Linked DNA regions of Homo sapiens: region 2 is linked to region 1. Evidence: read pairs that join two places in POLR2A ChIA-PET (ENCODE). Cell type or tissue: endothelial cell of umbilical vein. All regions are shown on one strand. Links, peaks and the distances in the headings refer to the core of each region. The heading gives the core; the rest is flanking DNA. Region 1 has its middle 24 kb from the start of EYA3. Region 2 overlaps EYA3 (EYA transcriptional coactivator and phosphatase 3).

Evidence for each region. ChIA-PET counts read pairs that join two places held together with the same protein. Peaks named below come from ENCODE experiments on the same cell type or tissue, not always from the same donor. Only the 100,000 strongest peaks of a DNase experiment are listed, where the experiment ranks them.
Region 2: POLR2A ChIA-PET joins it to region 1 with 12 read pairs; 2 of 35 experiments call an interaction of 5 or more read pairs at or near these places.

What each region holds. Positions count from the first base shown.
Region 1 is chr1:28,106,494-28,117,826 of GRCh38, forward strand. No RefSeq gene overlaps it. Among named protein-coding and RNA genes, the nearest start is that of EYA3, 24 kb to the left of the region's middle. RefSeq lists enhancers at 6,846-6,905, 6,956-7,005. In endothelial cell of umbilical vein, for the core only: a CTCF peak has its summit at 6,762 (motif pointing left); DNase peaks (open chromatin) are centred at 4,268 and 6,398; H3K27ac peaks cover 1,860 bases.
Region 2 is chr1:28,010,094-28,021,426 of GRCh38, forward strand. EYA3 (EYA transcriptional coactivator and phosphatase 3) reads right to left here. Exons shown (of 18, transcript NM_001990.4): 8 at 7,061-7,146; 9 at 3,018-3,201; 10 at 854-993. Among named protein-coding and RNA genes, the nearest start is that of XKR8, 56 kb to the left of the region's middle. In endothelial cell of umbilical vein, for the core only: no CTCF peak of the experiment used is centred there; no DNase peak of the experiment used is centred there.

The sequences.
Region 1 (11,333 bases), core at 1,809-9,808:
GAGAATCAATTGAACCCGGGAGGCAGAGATTGCAGTGAGCCGAGATCATGCCAGTGCACTCCAGCCTGGGCAACAGACCGAGACTCTGTCTCAAAAATAAATAAATAAAATAAAATAAAATGAGGAGTCTCTCTCTTTCAGGGATGTAGCAAGGATTCCATGATATAGTGTCTGGAAAGCCCATGTGCCTGGCACAGTGTAGGTATGAATGATGTCAGTTTCCTTCCCTCTTGGGCCCATCAGCAGCTTGAAATACTGCCAAAAGCATCTTAAAAGAGAGGTCCCATCTCTAAGGAAGTGGAAGGGTACCCTCTCTCCTGTTGCCCCCTCTCCTGTTGCCCCTTCTACTTTCTCCCCAGCCACTCCCTCCTTTCATCAGATGAAACTTTGTCATTCTGAAGTTGGGGGTGGGAGGTAGGGAAACAATGGGCAGAGAGGCTGTTCTGAGGGCCCCACGTGGCCCTCCCTGCTCGAATGCCATTTGGTCAGGAACCAGGCTTGCCATTTACAAAAACACATCCGTTCTGGAAACTACCACTTAAGGAAAAACTTTTTTGAGTCTTCAAAAACAGCAGTAAAAGGCAGGGCATGGTGGCTCACGCCTGTAATCCTAGCACTTTGGGAGGCCAAGGTGGGCGGATCACCTGAGGTCAGAAGTTAGAGACCATCCTGACCAACATGGAGAAACCCTATCTCTACTAAAACTACAAAATTAGCCTGGCGTGGTGGTGCATGCCTGTAATCCCACCTATTCGGGAAGACTGAAGCAGGAGAATTGCTTGAACCTGGGAGGCGGATGTTGCAGTGAGCTGAGATTGCGCCATTGCACTCCAGCCTGGGCAACAAGAGCAAAACTCCATCTCAATAAAATAAATAAATAAAATAAAACAAAAACAGCAGTAAAGATGATTAAAGAGGTAGAGAACAGGGCCTGTAGGGAAAACTCCAGAACCTGGATTGTTTAGGTTAAGGAAGTAAAGGCTGAAGGGCTAGGATGAGCTGCTGAGAAACAGTATTTGAGGAGGCAGAGCCAAATAGGACTGGTAAGTATATGCTATAGATTGAAAGGGGCGAGAGGAAGGGCGTTAAAAGGGTCTTGGCAAGTCCATTGATGCAGGGGCCTAAATTAGGTGGCTCTCCTTAAGAAAAAGAATGCAGAATTATAAATACAACATTACTAGGACCCTTCTTGGGCTTTAAAAGGAGTTTGTGCAGGTGAGGGGCCCTGGGGCTTAAACTCTGCTAACTTCACAGTGAATTTACCTCTAGCCAAGGGTGCAACAAGTGATCTGGTAACACAGGTTAGGGAAATGGTCTCAGAGCTTGATTGTTCTGGAAACTTCTTCTCTTCCCCTAATTCCTTCTTAGCTTGCAAAATGCAATGCAAGCCTGCCCTCCACTCAGAACTCCTATCAGACGTGGCCCTTCCCCACCATGGCGGTTTCATGCTTCTCCTTCATGCCTGCACCTATCACACACTCATTTGTACCACTCTGCTTGTGTATTAGTCATCTACTGCCATGTAACAAATTCTCCAAAATGTAGGGGCTTAAGACTATATCAATTCATTCTCTCAGTTTTAATGGATCAGGCATCCAGGCATGGCTTGGCTAAGTCCTTGGTCAGCGAAGGCTCAATGGAAAAGATCTGCTTCCTAGCTCACATGATTGTTGGCAGAATTCAGTTCCTCACAGGCTGTTGGACTGAGGCCTCAGTTCCTCAAGAGCTGCTAGCGGGAGGCCTCCCTGGGTTCCCTGCTACATAGGCCTCTCCATCAAGTAAGTGTGGCAGCTGGCTTCATCAGACCAAGCAAATGAGAGGGCAAGGAAAAGAGAGAGAGAGCTACCAAGATGGAAGTCACAGTTCTTTGTAACCTAATCACAGAAGTGACATCCTATCACTTTTGTCATATTCCATTCATCAGAAGCAATTCACTAGGTCCAGCCCATATTCATGGGTAGGGAATTACACAAGGGCATGAATATCAGGAAGCAGGGATCACTGGAAACCTTGTCGAAAGCCGCCACCACAACTGTCACTCCTTCTCATTAACTGTTGCCCTGCCTGCCTCTGCCATTCCATTATGAGCTCCTTGAAGACGAGGACCACATTTTACTCTGTGCTTCTTGTGCTTGTTAAGTGAATGGATGATGAATAAATGAGTGATTACTTACTCAAAGTAGCAGAAACAGAACCAAAAGCAAGTGCATCATTTTACTTAAAAGAGATTGCTATTTATTGTCTTCTGACCCAGCCATTTCACTTCTGGAAAGTTAAGAAAATAATCAAGAATGTAATTATAAGAGTATATTAAGAAACTTAGTTAAGGCTGGGAGCGGTGGCTCACTGTAATCCCAGCACTTTGGGAGGCCGAAACAGGTGGATCACTTGAGGTCAGGAGTTCGAGACCAGCCTGGTCAACATGGCAAAACCCCATCTCTACTAAAAATGCAAAAAAAATTAGATGGGCATGATGGCACATCCCTATAATCCCAGCTACATGGGAGGCTGAGGCACGAGAATAGCTTGAACCCAGGAGAAGGAGGTTGCAGTGAGCCGAGCCTGCACTCCAGCTTGGGCAAGAGTGAGACTGTGTCTCAAAAAAAAAAAAAGAAGAGGCTTAGTTAAAAGGTAGTCCGTTACAGCATTGTTTACAATAGCAAACTGCCCTCTCAAAAACAAAAATAAAAACAGCTAAACTGTAAACTAACTGAATGTCCAATGATAAAGGATTGATTAGCTGCTAAGCTATACACATACAGTGGATATTCTGCAGTCATCAAAATGAAAAATGCCTTGTCTTGCTCTGTCGCCCAGGCTGGAGTGCAATGGTGTGATCTCAGCTCACTGCAATCTCCGCCTCCCAGGTTAAAGCAATTCTCCTGCCTCAGCCTCCCGAGTAGCTGGAATTATAGGTGCACACCACCACGCCCGGCTAATTTTTATATTTTTAGTAGAGATGGGGTTTCACCATATTGGCCAGGCTGGTCTCTTGGCCAGGCTAGTCTTGAACTCCTGACATTGTGATCTGCCTGCCTCGGCCTCCCAAGCTGCTGGGATTACAGGCGTGAGCCACCACACCTGGCCAGTACTTCTTTTTTAAGTTACAAAGCAGCGTATGCATTTCATCTTTATACAAAGTGAATATACATGTTAAAATATCTGGGGCAGATACTACTTAGTCCAGGGCCTGATAGCTAGGCTGGTTCTCTCCTTTCGAATGGGAGACCTCTGCTGCAGACAAGCTCCAGCAGATCCTCAGTCAGGCCAAGAAGCATCTGAGCTTGATCCCTTCTTTGTATTTATTGGATTTAGAGGTATTAGAAAAGCATTGTATGTCTTAAGTCTGGCATTGTTCAATCCGGATGTTAGGACAGAAAGAATTACCCAGAGGCCTGGTGTGGTGGCTCATGTCTATAATCCCAGCTTTTTGAGAGGCCAAGGTGAGCAGATCACTTGAGGCCAGGAGTTCAAGACCAGCCTGGCCAACATGGTGAAACGCTGTCTCTACTAAAAATACAACAAATTAGCTGGATGTGGTGGCATGTGCCTGTAATCCCAGCTACTCGGGAGGCTGAGGCAAGAGAACTGATTGAACTTTGGAGGCAGAGGTTGCAGTGAGCTTAGATCGTGACACTGTGCTCCCGCCTGGGCGACGAAGCGAGACTCAGTCTCAAAAAAAAAAATAAATAAAAAGGAAAGAAAGAATAACCCAGAGCCCTGTAACAAACTGGGTCCCAACAATCCATCCAAGTTTTACTCAGTGAATGTGGATTATAGCAAACTGAAGAAAGAAGGTCCAGATTTGTAAATGAAGTGTTTCACTATTAAAGCTGCTTTCGAATGAAGGTCTTTCTGAAGCCATCCGCACAATTTTCCATTTAATCAGGAAATATTTGTCCTCTAAATACATGAAATCATGTTGATGTAATGTGTTGGAGATTACCCTGATTAATAAATAATTGAAACTTGAAAAATAAATCTGGAAGGATTAGATCAGTTTTGAACGGCCATGAAGTTCAGATAAGCCAATTTTAAGTTTCATTAAACAAATAGGTGTTTTGGTTTTTTGTGTTATTCACATGACAAGATGTCTGGAGTCAGGCAGGTTCTGGCCCTAGTTCTTTCTAGCTCAGTATCACCACAGTTCTTTTGGTTTTCCCCTCTTGCTTGCCACCCCAGGTCATATGATGGCTGCCCCAGCTCCAGGCATCTCACCCACATTCAAATCAGGAAGAACTGGTATGGGAAAGCTCCAGTCATGGCTGACTCTTTACTAGGAAAACAAAAGCTTTCCTAGAAGTCCCCCGCCAGACTTCCTTAACTCTCCCATTGGCTGAGTCATATGGAGATTCCCAGACACAGGGGAGGCTGAAGACACTAGAAACAGAATTTCATGATTGATAATAGAAAATTATGATTTGTGCTCCAAGGCTGGGCACTCAAACAAGCTTGGAATTCTGTTAATGAAGAAGGGGAAGGGATCAAGTAACTGTTACCCCCTTTAGACAGGACACAGTGCATCCTACTTTGTCACAGTCACCTCACTCCTTTTAGATTGCTTTACTCAGTTAATCACCTGCCTAGCCCCTGTGAAGGCATTTGAACTTTCAACACTTGGATACAAGGCTCAGAGTTAGAAAGTGTGAAAAGATTGCTAACTGTCTCCATTATCCATTACTTCCCCCTTTCTTCTAGTAATAAAATAATTTTCACCCCAAGATATAGCAGGGTATATGGCTGCCCAGATCCAGATCATAGTTCATGGTCACCGCTGCCATGGTAGCTAGCTGGGTGTGACCATGTAACTAAGTACTCACCACTGGAAAATGTATAGATTCATGTGATCATCACTTCTACATCATTTCCTAAAGTGAAATTGTTAGCCATTTACTTCCTCTTTCCCCCACTTACCACAGGCTTGTATATAGATGCTTCAATGATGTCCTTGGAGACGGCAGAGCAACAAGATAGAGGGAACCTGTATCCCCAAATGACTACCTGAAGCAGAGCCCCTTACTCACCTCTGGACTCATCCTGAATCACCCATATGCTTAAAGGGATAAAACAACAACAAAAGACAAAATAAGAACAACAAACAAAACCTGTAAAACAAGAGATTCAAAATAAATTTGCTCTAGCTGGGGCATGGTGGCTCATGCCTGTAATCCCAATACTTTGGGAAGTGGAGGCAGGAGGATCACATGAGCCCAAATGTTCAAGACCAGCCTGGGCAAGATAATGAGACCCTAAAGTAACTGGGCATGGTGGCCCATGCCAATAATCCCAGCTACTCGGGAGGCTGAGGTGGGAGAATCACTTGAGCCCAGGAGGTTGAGGCTGCTCTGAGACATGATCCAGGCATGGTGGTGAGCACCTGTAATCCTAGCTACTCAGGAGGCTGAGGCAGGAGGATTCCTTACACCCAGGAGTTTGAGGTTACAGTGAGCTATGATCATACCATGGTACTCCAGCATGGAAGACAGAATGAGATCCTGTCTCAGTAATAAATAAGTAAATAAATAAATTTATTCTGTATTTTTGAGCCTCTTTACTAAAGCAGCTTATTCTGTTCCTTAACTCATATAGGAAAGAAAAAAACAAACTTCATTATGCCATTGGTGTGTTGTTAATAGTTAAAAAAAAAAAAGAAGAAGAAGAAGATTGGGAGCTAAGACGAAAAAAACAGAGATGTCAACTAAATGGAGGAATAAGAGATGTTCTTATAAAGACTTGCATTACTGGGGAGGCAACTGAATAAACAGGCAGGACAGTGAAAGAGCCTAATCAGATGCCCACTGAGCTCTGCTTTGGAGTTAATATGGTTTGGCGTTGAAGCAAAATACAAAGACCAGGGTGAAGTCAAACCATTGCAGTCTACATACGGCAGGAAGGCCCATGGTTCAAGAAGGGTCTGTGTAGATATGAATTAGATGGGAGGACCATTAGTCAGGGTCCTTAGGTTGCAAGCAACAGAAAGCAACTCTGAGTTGCTCAAACAAAACAAAGAATTTACTAGAAAGACATTGGGAAGACCAAAGAATCTAAGGAAGATCTCAACAGCCAAGGCCAAGAAAAGGATAAGGTGCAGGTAAGCTCTGGGAATCCCACTTACAGAAACTTGTGGTTTCCCTAGTATGCAGCAGAATCACCTGGAGGGGTTTTTAAAACACAGATTGCTGGGGCCTACCCCTAGAGTTTCTAATCCAGTAGGTGTGGGTTGGGGCCCGGGAATCTGTATTTCTAACAGGTTCCCAGATGCTGTTGCTGCAGGTCAAGGGACCCCCTTATGAGAAGCACTGCTTTAGGGGAAACACATCAAATGACTCAGCTCCCACTTCCTTCCATCCCTGAGTGTCTCCACAGTTCCAAAGTCCTGAGAAAGTCCAGTTGACCCAGGATTGAGTCACTCTTGTGGTCAGAGAGGTGGCGTTCTGTGATTGGCAGCCATGTGAGTATCACTTGGTGTGGGGATGGGGGAAGTTCCTCCAAGGAAGGAACACTGGACACAAAACTAGACGATGTCCTCAAAATGGTAGTTGGGCAAGCTAAATGCACAACTCTCTCCATCTGGAGCAAGATCTTCAGCAGCAGCTTCTCCTCTCAGGGCAGAAGTTCCAGAATAGAGAACTGGAGGCGGGTGGGGTGGTAGGGAGAGGGAGAAGGTGGACTTCTACAGACCATTATCTCTATTCTAACCTCATTTCGTTTCCTGTCAAGAGAAGACACTCCTGCCCCCTAGAGACCAGTGATCAATTCCACAGCAGCTTTGGTGGCTATGAAAGCCCTGAGGAGTCAGTAGACCTTGCGCTGAGACCCATTTTGACCAGTTAGGCCACAGCTCAAGACAACATTTTACCGTGCATGTTGTAGCTTTTTTCAGCTGCAGAGAAATCAACAGAGATAGTTCCTGAAAAGCCTAAGCATCTCATTTTTGCATCATACTGTATATGCTCCTACAGGGGAGAAGAAACTTCCATCTACCCTCTTAGGTTCTATGGCTGGCCTAAGTTTTTTTTTTTTTTCTTTCTTTTTTTTGAGACACAGTCTCACTCTGTCGCCCAGGCTGGAGTGCAAAGGCACGATCTCGGCTCACCACAACCTCCGCCTCCCGGGTTCAAGTGATTCTCCTGCCTCAGCCTGCCGAGTAGCTGGAATTACAGGTGCGCACCACCATGCCTGGCTAATTTTTGTATTTTTAGTAGAGACGGGATTTCACCATGTTGGCCAGGCTGTTCTCAAACTCCTAACCCCAAGTGATCCACCTGCCTTGGCCTCCCAAAGTGCTGGGATTACAGGTGTGAGCCACCACGCCCAGCCTGGCCTAAGTATTAATATTAAACAGACATAAGACAGAATAACATGAGAAAAGCATACAAAGTTTTTAAATATTTTATCTATACACAGGAGTCGTCAGAAGGAAAGTGAAAACCCAAAGAATTAATTAAGCCCAAATGCTTATATACCTTTTTACATAAAGAATAATAAATCGGTGGGTGATGTGAACTGGAGTCTGAGCCGGCTATAAAGAGAACAACAACAACAAAAGAATGACAGGCCAGGCTTGGTGGCTCACACCTGTAATCCCAGCACTTTGGGAGGCCAAAGCTGGTGGATCACCTGAGGTCAAGAGTTCAAGACCAGCCTGGCCAACATGAGGAAATCCCGTCTCTACTAAAAATACAAAAATTAGCTGGGCTTGGTGGCGGGTGCCTGTAGTCTCAGCTCCTCGGGAGGCTGAGGCAGGAAAATTGCTTGAACCTGGGAGGCAGAGGTTGCAGTGAGCCAAGACTGTGCCACTGCACTCCAGCCTGGGCAACAGAGACTCTGTCTAAAAAAAAAAAAAAAGAATGACAAATTGTGGGGATGTGACAAGACAAAGAGGCTTGAGCTAAAGGCAGTTAGTTGTGGGACAATGACTAGGAAATACATGGGGTTATTTTAGTAGGTTCATTTGTACAGGCCCACTGCGCCATCAACCCTCAGTCTCCGGTGATGGGAATGTGCTTCTCTTCCTGGTACAGAGAGGGCATCTTTCTCATGGGAAATTTTATGAACTGTATTTAGGTAAAAAGATGGAATTCAGAGGGTTCTTCCTGCACCGGCTGTTTCTCAAGTGGCTTCAGCTCAAAATAATATGCCAGAGTGGCATATTTTGGGGTGGCATGTCCTGAACCCCTTCACTAACAATGAATTTTCTTCTTCAGAAAAACTTGGTAGTGGTCAGGCACAATGGCTCACGGTTGTAATCCCGGCACTTTGGTAGGCCGAGGCAGGCGGATCACCTGAGGTCAGGTGTTCAAGACCAGCCTGGCCAGCATGGTGAAACCCCATCTCTACTAAATAAAAATACAAAAATTAGCTGGGTGTGGTGGCACATGCCTGTTATCCCAGCTAGTTAGGAGGCCAAAGCAGGAGAATTGCTTGAACCTGGGAGGCAGACGTTGCAGTGAGTCAAGATGGTGCCACTGCACTCTAGCCTGGGCGACAGAGCAAGACTTTGTCTCAGAAAAAAAAAAAAAGAGAAAAGAAAAACTTGGTAGAGAAAAAAAAAATCTGTTAACCTAATTAAACAAGCCTACAGTTGTGTAAGCTGGATTGTCAGCTATCAGATGCTCTTATAATGTGGCTCACCTGAGCTTACAAATGAATATCATTATTTCAAGGAGTGTGTTGAACCATTATGTTAATATTTACACAGCAATTAATGTAATACACCATATTAATTGAATAAAGAACAAAACCCACCCCTCCAATAGATGCCTAAAAACATTCGACAAAATCTAACAGTTTAAAAGCATTCAACAAACTAGGGAGAGAAGGGGACTTTCTCAACCAGATAAAGGATATCTACAAAAACCCCCAGCTAACATCATACTTCCTTGTGAAAGACTGGACGCTTTCCCCGAAGATCCCTTGTTAAGATTAATGGTTGCATGCGGTGGTGGGGGGGAACAGGAAGTGACTGCTAGTGGGTATGGGGTTTCTTTTTGAGGTGGTGAAATTAGTGGTGATTGTTGCACAACTTTGTCAATGAATACACTAAAAATCAGTAAGGGTATGGTGGCTCACACCTGTAATCCTAGCACTTTGGTAGGCTGAGGCAGGAGGCTCACTGGAGCCCAGGAGTTCAAGACAAGCCTGGGCAACATAATGAGACTTCATCTCTACTGAAAAAAAAAAAAGAAAAATTAACTGGGCATAGTGGTGCACATCTGTAGTCCTGGCTACTCAGGAGGCTGAAGCGGGAGAATCTCTGGAGCCCAGGAGGTCGAGGCTTCAGTGAGCCATGATTGCACCACTGCACTCCAGCCTGGTCAACAGAGTGAGACCCTGTCTCAAAAAAACAAAACAACAACAACAAAAAAAGCCACTGAAGTGTACACTTTAAAAGATACCTGAATTAAATCTCAAAACTGCTTTTTTTTTTAGTAGGGGACAGGGTCTCACTCTGTTGCTCATACTGGAGTGCAGTGGCTCGATCTTGGCTCACTGCAACCTCCACCTGCGCAAGGATGACACAAACATTCATAAAGCATTCCATATTTAATTTTTAAAAAAAAATCAAAATTACTTAGTAAGGAAATATTCACTTAAGAAGTCCTAAATTAGATGGGATCCAGAGTTAATTAATTCAGCAGCTGGCTGGTGTCATCAAGGACCCAAGTTCTTTTTTTTTTGAGACAGACTCTCGCTCTGTCACCCAGGATGGAGTGCAGTGGCTTGATCTCGTCTCACTGCAACCTCCATCTCCCAGGTTCAAGTGATTCTCCTGCCTCAGCCTCCCGAGTAGCTGAGATTACAGGTCCACACCACCATGGCCAGCTAATTTTTGTATTTTTAGTAGAGATGGGGTTTCACCATGTTGGCCAGGCTGGTTTTGAGCTCCTGATCTCAGGTGATCTGCCTGCCTCAGCCTCCTAAACTGCTGGGATTACAGATGTGAGCCACTGTGCCCGGCCCAAGGGCCCAAGTTCTGTGCTCTTGCCACTCTGCTATCCTCAACTTGCTGGCTCATCTTCAGGCTGCCTTAGATCTAGCCACCCTGTCTGCTTTTTTTTAAGAGATATGGGTCTCGCTATGTTGCCCAAGCTGGTCTCAAACTCCTGGCCTTAAGTGATCCTCCCATGTTGGCCCTTTGAGTAGCTAGGATTACAGGCGGGAGCCACTATGCTAGGCCTGTTTACATATTAAAGTGAACCCATGTATTGGTCAGGATTCTTTTGGTTGCAAATGTCAGAAATCTAACCCAGACTAGCTGAAAAAAAGTAGTTCAAAGGGACTTCAGACATGTCTGGATCAAGGAGAGCATCAGAACTCTCTTTCCATCTTTCGGGGTTTATTTGATTTTGTTTGGCTTCATTCTCAAACAGGTAGCAAGATGGCTGCTGGTAGTGCCAAGCCATCACTGCTGTGTATCTTTTTTTTTTTTTTTTTTTTTTTGAGACGGAGTCTTGCTCTTTTGCCCAGGCTGGAGTGCACTGGCATGATCTCGGCTCACTGCAACGTCCGCCTCCTGGGTTCAAGCAATTCTTGTGCCTCAGCCTCATGAGTAGCTGGGATTACAGGTGCCCGCCACCATGCTCGGCTAGTTTTTGTGTTTTTAGTAGAGACAGGGTTTCACCATGTTGCCCAGGCTGGTCTCGAACTCCAGGGCTCAAGCGATCCACCCACTTCGGCTTTCCAAAGTGCTGGGATTACAGGCGTGAGCCACCGCACCCGGCCCACTGCTGCGCATCTTATAATGAGACAGAAAGAAAAAAAGATGGTGAGCGGGAAGGAAAAGAGAGAGAGACCGTCTTTCCTCTAATGTCCATATAATAAATATGAAGGATCTTATTAACTCACAGGCCTATCCCTGGACCAATCACCGGGGCCAAAAGAATACAGACTTTGGATTGGCCAGTCCTGGGTCTTCTGCCAAGACCCAAACCACAGGGACTGAGCTGGACTGGGGAGAGGAGGAACAATTTCCCATAGGAAGACAGGTCAAGCAATGAAAATGTGCCTGCCACACCCTAGAAGGCTGTAGAACATGAGGACATGAGCCATGTAGGACGTGAGGATGATGCCAGGGTTCCAGTGCAAGCTGAGACTTAAGGGTACCTTCCAAGAAACCAGGAGGAAAGAGCGCAAGGAACTGGAGTTTTTGGAGGGCTTAGTATGTGTGGACCCAAGAGCCCAGAGCTACTTGGAAGTGGCAGAAGCTGGGCTTAAACAATGTGTTTTTTAATTCCAAAGTCCATGCTGTTAGCACTGGAAGGACTAATCAAAGACAGTGGGGCTGAGACAGAGAGCAGCTTTATTCTTGTAATAGTGAGAGATGTCCGGGA
Region 2 (11,333 bases), core at 1,294-9,293, 97 kb before region 1:
TATGTCTTAAGAGCACTTATCAATGGATTCATAGTTAAATATGTATTTTCCCCTCAGTACATAATAGCACTATAGAAAAACGGAAAACAGAAAACAAAAAGATAATACAAAAACTCCACTAATTTTAGCACTCTGCATGACCTTTATGTCTTTAATGATGAAGTCAAATGTATGTCCATAATAAACTCATATAGTACTTACACTACAGAATAAATCAGCACCAGTCTCATTAATAAGTTACCAGATCTGTTTGCGCCTTACAGAAACTTGGCTAAAAGCACTCTAGTCCTTTCCTTTTAAATTTCTTTTCTTTTTGAGACAGAGTCTCACTCTGTTGCCCTGGCTGGAGTGCAGTGGCCCGATCATAGCTCACTGCAGCCTCAACCTGCCAGGCTCAAGTGATCCTCCCATCTCAGCCTCCCAAGTAGGTGGGACTACAGGTGTGCAGCTAATTCTTGTATATATATATTTTTAGAGATGGGGGTCTCACTATGTTGCCTAGGCTGGTCTCAAGCGATCCTCCCGCTTCAGCCTCCCAAAGTGCTGGGATTACAGATGTAAGCCACCGCACCTGACCCTTTTAAAATTTTAAATAGAGAACAGTATGACTTTACTTGTAACTCCCTCTGCTTTCTGAATATGATGAATTGTTTCTGTTCTCTTCTGGAATATACAGAATAATTTGTTCTTTTTACATTTTTCTTTTAACGTGGCCAATTTAGTTTATTTTGCTCAGGAATTAAAGGGCACATAACATAGTGCACATTATCTCTGTGAGCTTCAAAAACATGTTTGATAAACTTAAGAAGTGAGAAAGAACAAAGTAGGTAACTAAATCAGTTTCTTCTCATACTTCTAATTCACTGTCTTGGGAAGAAGTGGCATCAGCTTTCCTCTTGCCCCGGTTCTTGCTAGTCATGTTTTTCCTGGACTGATCATCAGTATCTTTACTTGGTGTAGTCTGGGACAAAGATGGACTTGTAGAAGGGTCTCCTGGAAAGAAAAAGTGAAACATATGTTGTCAGGAGTCACAGGCTATAAGAATCAGGGCAGGAAGAGGGTTAGTGGACTCTCTGCCCTTGTGAGTCATAATGCAGGGATAAAGGTTGGAAAGCTAAACCTTATGTAAGCAATTATGAAGTGTACATCTAGGCATTGAGCATCAGCACTGGCTAACATCAGAAAAGTTATAACCAGACTTTATATGCTTACCCCATGATAGAAGAAAATATCAATGAAGTTGTTTTGCCAAGAAAAAGCTGAACCTGAATCTTCATGGTCAAACTTGTAGATTAGAGTTTCTCAACCTGGCACAACTGACATTTTGGATCAGATAATTATTTGTTGTGGGGGGATGTCTTGTGCATTATAGGATGTTTGGTTAAGCAGTATCCTTAGCATCTACCCACTAGATGCCAGAAGCACCGCCCCACCTAGTGTAACAACCAAAAATGTTTCCATACATTGCCAACAGTTGAAAACAACTGTTCATTCACCAATTTACTATAAAATACAGAAGGCAGCAGGACATGTTAAACCACCTTATGAGGATATAACTGTCAAAATTCAGACTGGGAAACAGTATGGGATCAACACTCCAGTTTCTTCAACAAACAAACTACAAGGGGGAGAAAAAGAGACGGGAGGATTTATAGGTTAAAATAGAGATGAAACACAAAATACCCATAATTACCAATCACAATTTATGGACCTTATATTTGGATCCTAATTTTCCCTCCTCAAATTTTCTATTTATTTATTATTTCTATTTACTAATGCGATAAAAACTGTATATGCTTTATGTTGTTTTGAAATATGTATACACTGTGGAATGGGTTGGATCCTACTTTAAACAAAAGGGAAACAAAACTCATAACATTTATGAGAAAGCTGGAAATACAAATACATTTTGGTACTTGATAATACAAAATTAAGACATTATTAATATTGAACTTTTAAAGATGGGATAATGCCATTGTGGTTATGTTAATAAGTACCATACTTATCTTTTAGAGAACAATGCCTGGAATCTGGGGAGGGAGCTAGATGATGTATAGCTGAAACAAAATTGTCTATAAGTTGATAACTGTTGAAGATGAATGATGGATATGTAAGTGTTCATCACACTAGCCTTGCAACTTTTCTCTATGTTTGAAATTCTCCAATATTCAAAAGTTAAAATTGTTATAACAAAGATATTTAGAAAAATGACTTTAAAACCTTAGTTTTTAATCAACACTTGTAATTATTTCAAATTTATGTAAGTTTGAAGTGGCGACCATTTGTATGTCCACTTATTAGACTGGTAGGGTGACCGCACAGAAAACTGTTCACTTGTTATATAGTACTGTTTCTAAACATGCATCAGTGCCAATGATAAACAGTGCTTTCCTCGAACCACATGATGTGAAAGCCAACTACCAAATTTTCATTAAATATAAATAAAAAGTGTGTGTATATATATGTTTATTAAATGTGTGTCTAATCTTTTATGTCAAAGGTTTTTAAGTTGGACACTGTAATTCATTGATACACTTCAGAGCTGTGAGCATACTGAAATTGTAGGTTAAATTGTATATATTTCTCTGAGGGAAAAGGACCATGCTTTCCTCAGAATCTTAAAGGGATCCTGGACATAGAAAGAACTATGGCTCTGAGGCCTTAGCAGCAGTTCAAAACCTGCGCAAGACTAAAACTGGAGTCCTCCAACTTTTACAAAATATTATAACATGCTGAAGCTCCCTGTGGCAAGTGGGTTAAAGCTACAGGGAGGGTAGAGTACGAGTCAGAAAGAGTCTTTTAGTTCTTGATACTTTTCTGTTCCGTTCTCAGCATCAGGTATACATTCAGCCTACCAATGACTCACAGCCTGCTTCCAATACTCCTCACCTCAGAGGGAAAGCCAAAAGCATGGTAACAATGACTTAAGACAGAACAAAATCATCCTTACCATTGCCTAAAAACAACTGTTGGATGAAGTGACCTTAAGCCAAAGTTTTCAGAGCTGCGGTGCTTACCAGAGGAAAGTCTCTGTGCTGCAGGTGCAGGCGCCATGACACTAGGCTTCTCCGACTGGTATGTGGTTGCTGCTAATGTGGTGCTCTCTGCATCACTGTTAGTCTGACCTGTGACTCCAAAGCTGGAGCTGGGGTAGCAGGCCTGGTACTGATTCTGACCAAGAATAGTATAGGTGGGATAATCCTGCAGGCCAAAGGAAATAAGAAAACAAGACTCTTATAGCATACATTAATCTCAACACAAGAGGCTTTCTTCTCCCTCTTTCTTATTCATAATTATTTTTCTAAAACATTAATTTGACTTCTCATTTACCTACCTAAAAGTCTCCAATCTAAATCAATGATTTTCAAAATGCATTCTGTGGAAACCTAAGTCAAGAGATGTCCCAGGAGCAGTCTTGGAATGAGGAAATGCTGAGAGGGAAGGGTCTTCTGTACTCTCATAAACATACACATGGTGTCCCTTTTTGTACTCTAACAGCCTCTTCCCCCAGTTTTATGTACCGAATTTCTGCACAGAATTTGAGGGAAAGATTCTACTCTAAGAGGTTTACAAACTGTTGCACTAGATAATAGCACTTCTAAGGACAACAAAACAAAACTTAAACTTAAGCAAACAAAAAAAGCACATATCCTACATTAAAATGTCTTAATTTAAAAACTGATTATCAGCTGGGTGCAGTGGCTCATGCCTGTAATCTCAGCACTTTGGAAGGCCAAGATGGGTGGATCACTTGAGGTCAGGAGTTCAAGACCAGCCTGACCAACATGGTGAAACCCTGTTTCTACTAAAAATACAAAAATTAGCCTGGCGTGGTGGCACATGCCTGAAATCCCAGCTACTTGGGAGGCTAAGGCACAAGAATCGCTTGAACCTGGAAAGCGGAGGTTGCAGTGAGCCGAGATTGCATCACTGCACTCCAGCCTGGGTGACAAAGCGAGACCCTGTCTCAAAACAAAACAAACAAAAAACAACCTGATTATCTACCTAAAACAATCAAGTTTTCTTTAAAAATAGTTTCCTGGCCGGGAACAGTGGCTTACGCCTGTAATCCCAGCACTTTGGGAGGACGAGGTGGGAGGATCGCATGAGCTCAGGAGTTTGAGACCAGCCTAGCCAAAATAGTGAGACCTTCTCTCTACTAAAAATACAAACAAACAAACAAAAATCCAGGCATGGTGATGCACGCCTGTGGTCTCAGCTATTCGGGAAGCTGAGATGGGAGGATAACTTGAGCCCAGGGGGCAAAGGTTGCAATGAACCAAGACTGCACCACTGCACTCTAGCCTAGGTGACACACTGTCTCAAAAAAAAAAAAAAAAAAAAAAAAAAAAGGCCAGGCACGGGAGCTCACGCCTATAATTCCAGCACTTTGGGAGGCTGAGGCAGGCAGATCACATGAGGTCAGGAGTTTGAGACCAGCCTGACCAACATGGCGAAACCCAGCCCCTACTAAAAATACAAAAATTAGCCAGGTATGGTGGCATGCACCTGTAGTCCCAGCTACTAGGGAAGATGAGGCAGGAGAATCGCTTGAATCTGGGAGACAGAGGTTGCAGTGAGCTGAGATCATACCACTGCATTCCAGACTGGGCAACAGAGCAAGACTCTGTCTCAAAAAAAAAAAAAGGTTTCTTAAAATATTGGGATAAAACTTTTGGTTTCATAGGCACATATATGGCAAAACTTACTAAACTGTACAATTTAAATCTGTGTAGTTTACTGTATGTCAATTACTCCCTAATAAAGCTGTAAAAAAACTAGGTATGACAGTTCAAATACGCAGCTAAAAAAATTCCATTGACACTGATAATGATGGCAAGTAGGAAAAAGCTAACTGATCAGATACATTATTTCTAATTAGTCATTGGGTATCTCTACCATAAACCAAATATAATTATATGTATGTGTGTATTTGTGCATGGGCAGAAGAAGGAAATATTAAAGAAAAGAATAAGTCACACTAGCAGAACTCAAGGGAGTTAAAAATCTAGCAGGAGAGAAGACAGACAACAAAATGGCAATAAAATATATGTCAAATGACTGAAATACAGAACAGACAACTATCATTGTAAAGTATGATGGTGAAGAAGCTTTCTGAGATTAATAGGCAGAGAAAGTAAGAACATGAATAGGCTCTGAGGAGATTTTATTCAGGGACCACAGATGCTGAGTCTGGTTGAAACAAAGGACCTCTGTAGGCCTGAATGATTGGTAAAGCAATAAGACTTGGATTCTTTAGGCAATAGTATATAGCCTGTGGGCTAGGGAATAGGGAATGGGGACTCTCAAATTCAAACCAACGAATAAAAACATGAAAAGAAGGAGAATGGCGTGAACCCGGGAGGCGGAGCTTGCAGTGAGCAGAGATTGCGCCACTGCACTCTGGCCTGGGTGACAGAGCGAGACTCTGTCTCAAAAAACAAACAAACAAACAAAAAACATGAAAATATTCTGAGCAGGTCAGTAACATGACAAAAAGTGGGATTTAGAAAAAATTAATGAGATAGTATTTTAGAGAATGAACAGGCACAAGGGGGAAAAAACTGGAAATAAAATGAGCAATTAACTATGGTAATTCAGGATTAAAAGGGAAAATACCAAAACATTGGAGACGATAGCAAAAAGCAAAAGAAATTCTTCTCAAAGATTTTGAGAAATGACCAGATTGGGTAAGGTTGTGAGAAAAATAATGGAAGATATCTGGTCTGGTTTTAGGCCTAGGTTTATTAAGAAAAATGTAGTATCACTAATAAGAATTAAGAAGTCAGGGAAAAGTGGTTTTACTTCTGGAAGACAAAGAGACATAAAAAGGGCTGGAATAAAAGTCTGATTTTACATATGTTGAACTTAGGGAAACAGCAAGACATTAAAGAAAAAAATGTCAATCAGTTGGAAGCTGTAATTATCATGAGGGAGGATTAGAATCTTTGGTGACAGTAAATGGACATTATGTGGTTAAACATCCCTGTGGATGAAGTAATTAACATGTGGAAAAACCAAATAGAGACTGTCCACGTTCAAAGACAGGGTCAAAAAGAAGAGCTATGAGAGAGAAAGAGACAGTCCTTAGAAAAATACCAGGTACACAGGTGGGAACTCAATAAATATTTGTGGACTAAAAGAATAAACAAGGCTGGGCGCGGTGGCTCACACCTGTAATCCCAGCACTTTGGGAGGCCAAGGCGGGTGCGGTTCACTCTAAGTCAGGAGTTTGAGACCAGCCTGGCCAACATGTGAAACCTCATCTCTACTAAAAACACAAAAATTAGCTGGGCATGGTGGCACATGACTATAGTTCCAGCTACTCAGGAGGCTGAGGCAGGATAATCACTTGAACCTGAGAGGCAGAGGTTGCAGTGAGCCAAGATCGCACCACTGTACTCCAGCCTGGGCGACAGAGTGAGTGAGACTCCATCTTAAAAAAAAAAAAAAAAAAAGCAAAACCAGTATAATAACCAGAATAGTAATGTTAACTGTAGCCAGGAAAAGATCCAAGGAGACAGTGGTGATGATAATTGCTGTAGAGAAAACAAATCAAAACAAAAATAAAAAACTCTAGAACACTGAAGGTGTTACCAGTGATCTCCTAAGCATAGTTAACATAACAGTGATCAAGAATAGACCACAAAAAATTCATAAAGAATGAGTTGTTCATTCCATAAATATTTATCAAGTGCCTTTGATGTAAGTGGCAGGCATTTTTCTATACTCTGGGAATATGTAAATGAACAAAACAGAAAAATAAATCCCTACCTTCATGCAGCTTACATTCTAGTAGGGGCAGAGTAGGAAGTGAAGACAAATACAGTAAAGAAACAGACATAACCATATTCTAGAGAGACCCAGCAGAGGAACAACAAAAACTAGACAGTAACCTAAGATGCCATCCAGGGTCCGAGTTCTGAAGGTATCCAGAAAAAAGTCTCCACAGCCCATACTATTCCTGGTTGTTTCTTAGATAGGCAAATTGACCATGGAAAGAAGAAAGAGCAAGCTGGATGAACTCTATCAAACAGGATGAACAAAGGTAGCATCATACCTGGTTTGAGATGCTGGCTACTGCTGCTGCTGGAATATTGGCAATTGTAGAAGAAGTAGATATCAGGCTGGCATTTGTGCTTGAAGCTAGAGGATTGATGGGGTTAAAAGATATTAAAGATATTATGTAAAAGGTTAGAAGAAACTGAAAATAGATGTGTTTTAAGTGAACAGATTTATAAGGAGATAAACAACATTGGCAAAGGAAACAAACACTCGTTTTGCTTTTTTGTGTGGGATAGCTACATTTACACTTGGTTAAAAACAAAACATTTGAAACATCTTTCTGTTTCAACTTGAGTCTTCAATTCTTCTTATTAAAGGCCTAAAAGGATATATATTCAATTCACAGCTCATACTAATAATATCAATGAAATCACAGCTAAATCCAATTCCTCCAGCCCATCTTCTCCAGAGGCTGAAAAATGACTCACCTGCAATGTGACCTACTGTAAAGCAGTAGAACTCTGGTAAATCTTACACTGTGATATTGTTTGCTGTCACTTGCCCCAAGTTACGCCTTTCCTAATACAACATAATTACATGAGAAATAGAGCTGGTCCTCCAAATTCCAAAGCATTTAGAATTGCTTCTTGAGTTCTACTCAAATAATAGATTACTAATGTGGATCAATAAACACAATGACATAGCATTTAGAGACTTTAACAATGAGCCTGGAAAAACTCAGAAAATATTAAATATTACTCTGGTCAGATAAAAATGTACCTTATATGATACTTGGGCTGTCTTAAGTAATTTGAGGCCAGGTGTGGTGGCTCATGCCTGTATCCCAGCACTTTCGGAGGCCGAGGCAGGCAGATCATTTGAGGCCAGGAGTTTGAGACCAGCCTTGCCAACGTGGTGAAACCCCATCTCTACTAAAAATATAAAAATGAACTGGGTATGGTGGGCACGGGCCTGTAATCCCAGTTACTCAGGAGGCTGAGACATGAGAATCGCTTGAACTCAGGAAGTGGAGGTTGCAATGAGCCAAAATCGCATGACTGCACTACAGCCTGGGTGACAGAGCAAGACTCTGTCTCAAAAAAAAAGAAAAGAAAAAAGAAAAAAAAGAAAGAAAATGCTGATTTCCATTCACATAAAACAATAAAAATAAAGACAAGTAATTTGGGTTAAGTTTTATACTTCTTCTGTCATAGGTTCATTCTACTAGGGTTTTAATCAAAATCTCAATGACTAGCACTAACCAGTGACTTTTCTCAGGTGAACAATGTAACTGATATTATCAGTACTGTTCTCAAACTCCTTGTCCTCATTTATCATAAACACACTTAGACATGGTTCCTACTGCAGGTACACACACCATATGGGTTCACCATCAGGTAGACCTGACTAACTGACTACCTGCCCCATTAACAAAGTCCCCCAGAGAGAAAATTAGTAAGAAAACTTCCATTGAGAACAGGGCAGGAGAACAAATGCAATAGAAACTTAAGTGCTCTGGTCAAAATTAGATAATTTTCATCCCTTTCCCTAAGGGTACTCGGCTTAGAAGACAATCCAGAAGACAGTAAGTTCAGTTACAGCTATTGCTGCAACCCCAGCTTTAAGATGAAGAACCTAGGACAAAGAAGAATTAAAGTAACTTGTCCACAGCAGCAAAAATAATGGAAGATAACCAAAATGACAACTTGGATCTCCCAATTCTTCATCCAGTGCTTCTTCCTCAGGGTCAGCAGCTAAGCTAGGGTTCAAATTCCCTAACTATGGCCAGGTGCGTGGTGGCTCACGCCTGTAACCCCAGCACTTTGGGAGCCTGAAGTGGGTGGATCACCTGAGGTCAAGAGTTTGAGACCAGCCTAGCCAACATGATGAAACCCCATCTCCACTAAAAATACAAAAATTAACCAGGTGTGATGGTGTGCACCTGTAATCCCAGCTATGCAGGAGGCTGAGGCAGGAGAATCACTTAAACTCGGGAGGCAGAGGTTGCAGTGAGCTGAGATCGCGCCACTGCACTCCAGCCTGGGCGACAGAGTGACTCAGTCTCAAAAAATAAATTAAAAAAAATTAAAACAACAAAAACAAAAACAAATTTCCTAACTATCCAGAGTAACTTTATTTTCTATAGCACGTTTTGCTTCAGGGGAACTAAAGGACTCTTAAGGGCTTACTTTCCTAAACATAACAACTAAATGAAATAGGTTTTATAGCTTTACAGAAGGTATTTTCTTTCAACCAATATTCACCTTCTTTCCTACTGTGGCTTAAGCCATCCTTTTTCCTAAGAGGAAGCATCAAAACATGACAATATACAGGGTAACTGACTCTGTAAATGGTTTTAACCATTCTTGTAGGAAAAGAATTTTGAATGGTTTCCAGATTTTGTTATCAGTACATTATCCTAGGCAGGCCTGCAATAAAACTGAACACAGGTGATTTAAGGTGGGAAATAAAATAAAGAATTGATTTAATCATTTATCTTCCCCAGCAAGTCCATTTTTAGTTCAGTTTTCTTCTGGCCCTGGTCCTGGCATACAATCCTCTTTTTCACCTATTGATCTTTAATTCTGTCCTACCTTCTCCATATCCTTTTTTTCTTTTTTTTGAGATGAGTATCACTCTTGTTGCCCAGGCTAGAGTGCAATGGTAGTCTCGGCTCACTGCAACCTCCGCCTCCCGGGTTCAAGAATCCTCCTGCCTCAGTTTCCCAGGTAGCTGAGATTACAGACATGCACCACCAAGCCCGGCTAATGCTGCATTTTTTTTAGTAGAGATGGGTTTCACCATGTTGGTCAGGGTGGTCTTGAACACCTGACCTCAGGTGATCCACCCACCTCAGCCTCCCAAAGTGCTGGGATTACAGGCATGAGCCACCACGCCCGGCTACTTCTCCATAACTTAATAATGGTGGGAGGTACAACTCAGTCATATCTGATCTCTATGGGGGAAAATGTACTCTGATTGACAAGGTGGTTTTACAAATCTAACAATTTTCAAACCACTTAATGAATTGTACTGGAGGTAAAATGGTAGACCTTAAAAACAACTAGCCATAAACTCTTATTATATCCCGGCTAGAAAGTTTAATGGCTTGATTAGCTAGTTGATAACTCTGAGTTTTTAACAAGTACTGTATTAAAATCACAAATTTCTCTGAGCAATAGTTGGCTTTTATTATAGGGGAACTTGGTCTGCTGACCCAGAAAGTTCATAGGGCTTAATAACACTTTTTTCTCCAACTAAGCCAAATTATTTCTAACATGTGCCACTCATTCATTCAGCAAACCCATTAAGTATATCAGGGTCAACTATGTGCCTAGAAACCATTTCAGCCACTGAAGGATAAAATAGTAAGACAAAGTCCTGGCCCTCAAGGAGTTTAAATTCTAGTGAGGGAAGTTAGTCAATAATTAAGTAATTTTTTTAGGCTCTTATAACCACCATAGAACCCAAGGCAAACTCGCCTAAAAATGTATACAACCACTGCCTGCCCTACCCCACATACAGCTATGACTAAAAAGCCAGGCACTTTTAAAAAAATACAGATCATCGTGTGTGTGTGTGTGTGTGTGTGTGTGTGTGTGTGTGTGTGTGTGTGTGAATAAAAATAATATTCAATTGCAGGTTTAAAAACAAAAGCAGCAACAATGAACTATGCAACAAAAACTACAAATTTAGAGAATCAAATAAAACTCAAGTGCTGGCTCCTATTATTATGTATCTAAAGGCTGCTAGCTCTCCAAATGCTAATGGCATGGTCAACTGTTTTTGGACAGCCTTCACTCCTGTTTTGACAATGGAGCTGCAAAAACTTGAAAGACACCACTTTTGAGAACCAGGCCCCACTAGATGTCCGCTTAAAACAGACAATATACAGATAAAGCTTTGAACAGAAGACCACGGTTACAGAATGGTAAGTGGCACAGCTGCACCAAGTGATAGTGCTACAAAGTTAAAAGTTTAATTCAAGCATTAATGGCACATAAAAGTTTGTGCAAGATTTAGTTTTTACCCACCTCTCTAATTTTAGATCATGTCACTTCACCTCCTTTGCTCACACTGTCTTTCTTTAAGTTACTCAAAACCGGACAAGCTCTTTATCATTTGAGGACTTTTGCAATATTGTTCTCTCTGCCTAGACTGTTCTCTCCAACCCCCTTGCCTTCCCAGCATGATGGCTCCTCAGCATGACTCACTTCCTCAAAGAGGGTCTTTTTGACCTATTAAAACCAAGACCTTTTCTGTTTTCTTAATCACAGTGATCAATTTTTTTTTCAGAGCACTGTTCAAAATCTGTTATGTATTTACTC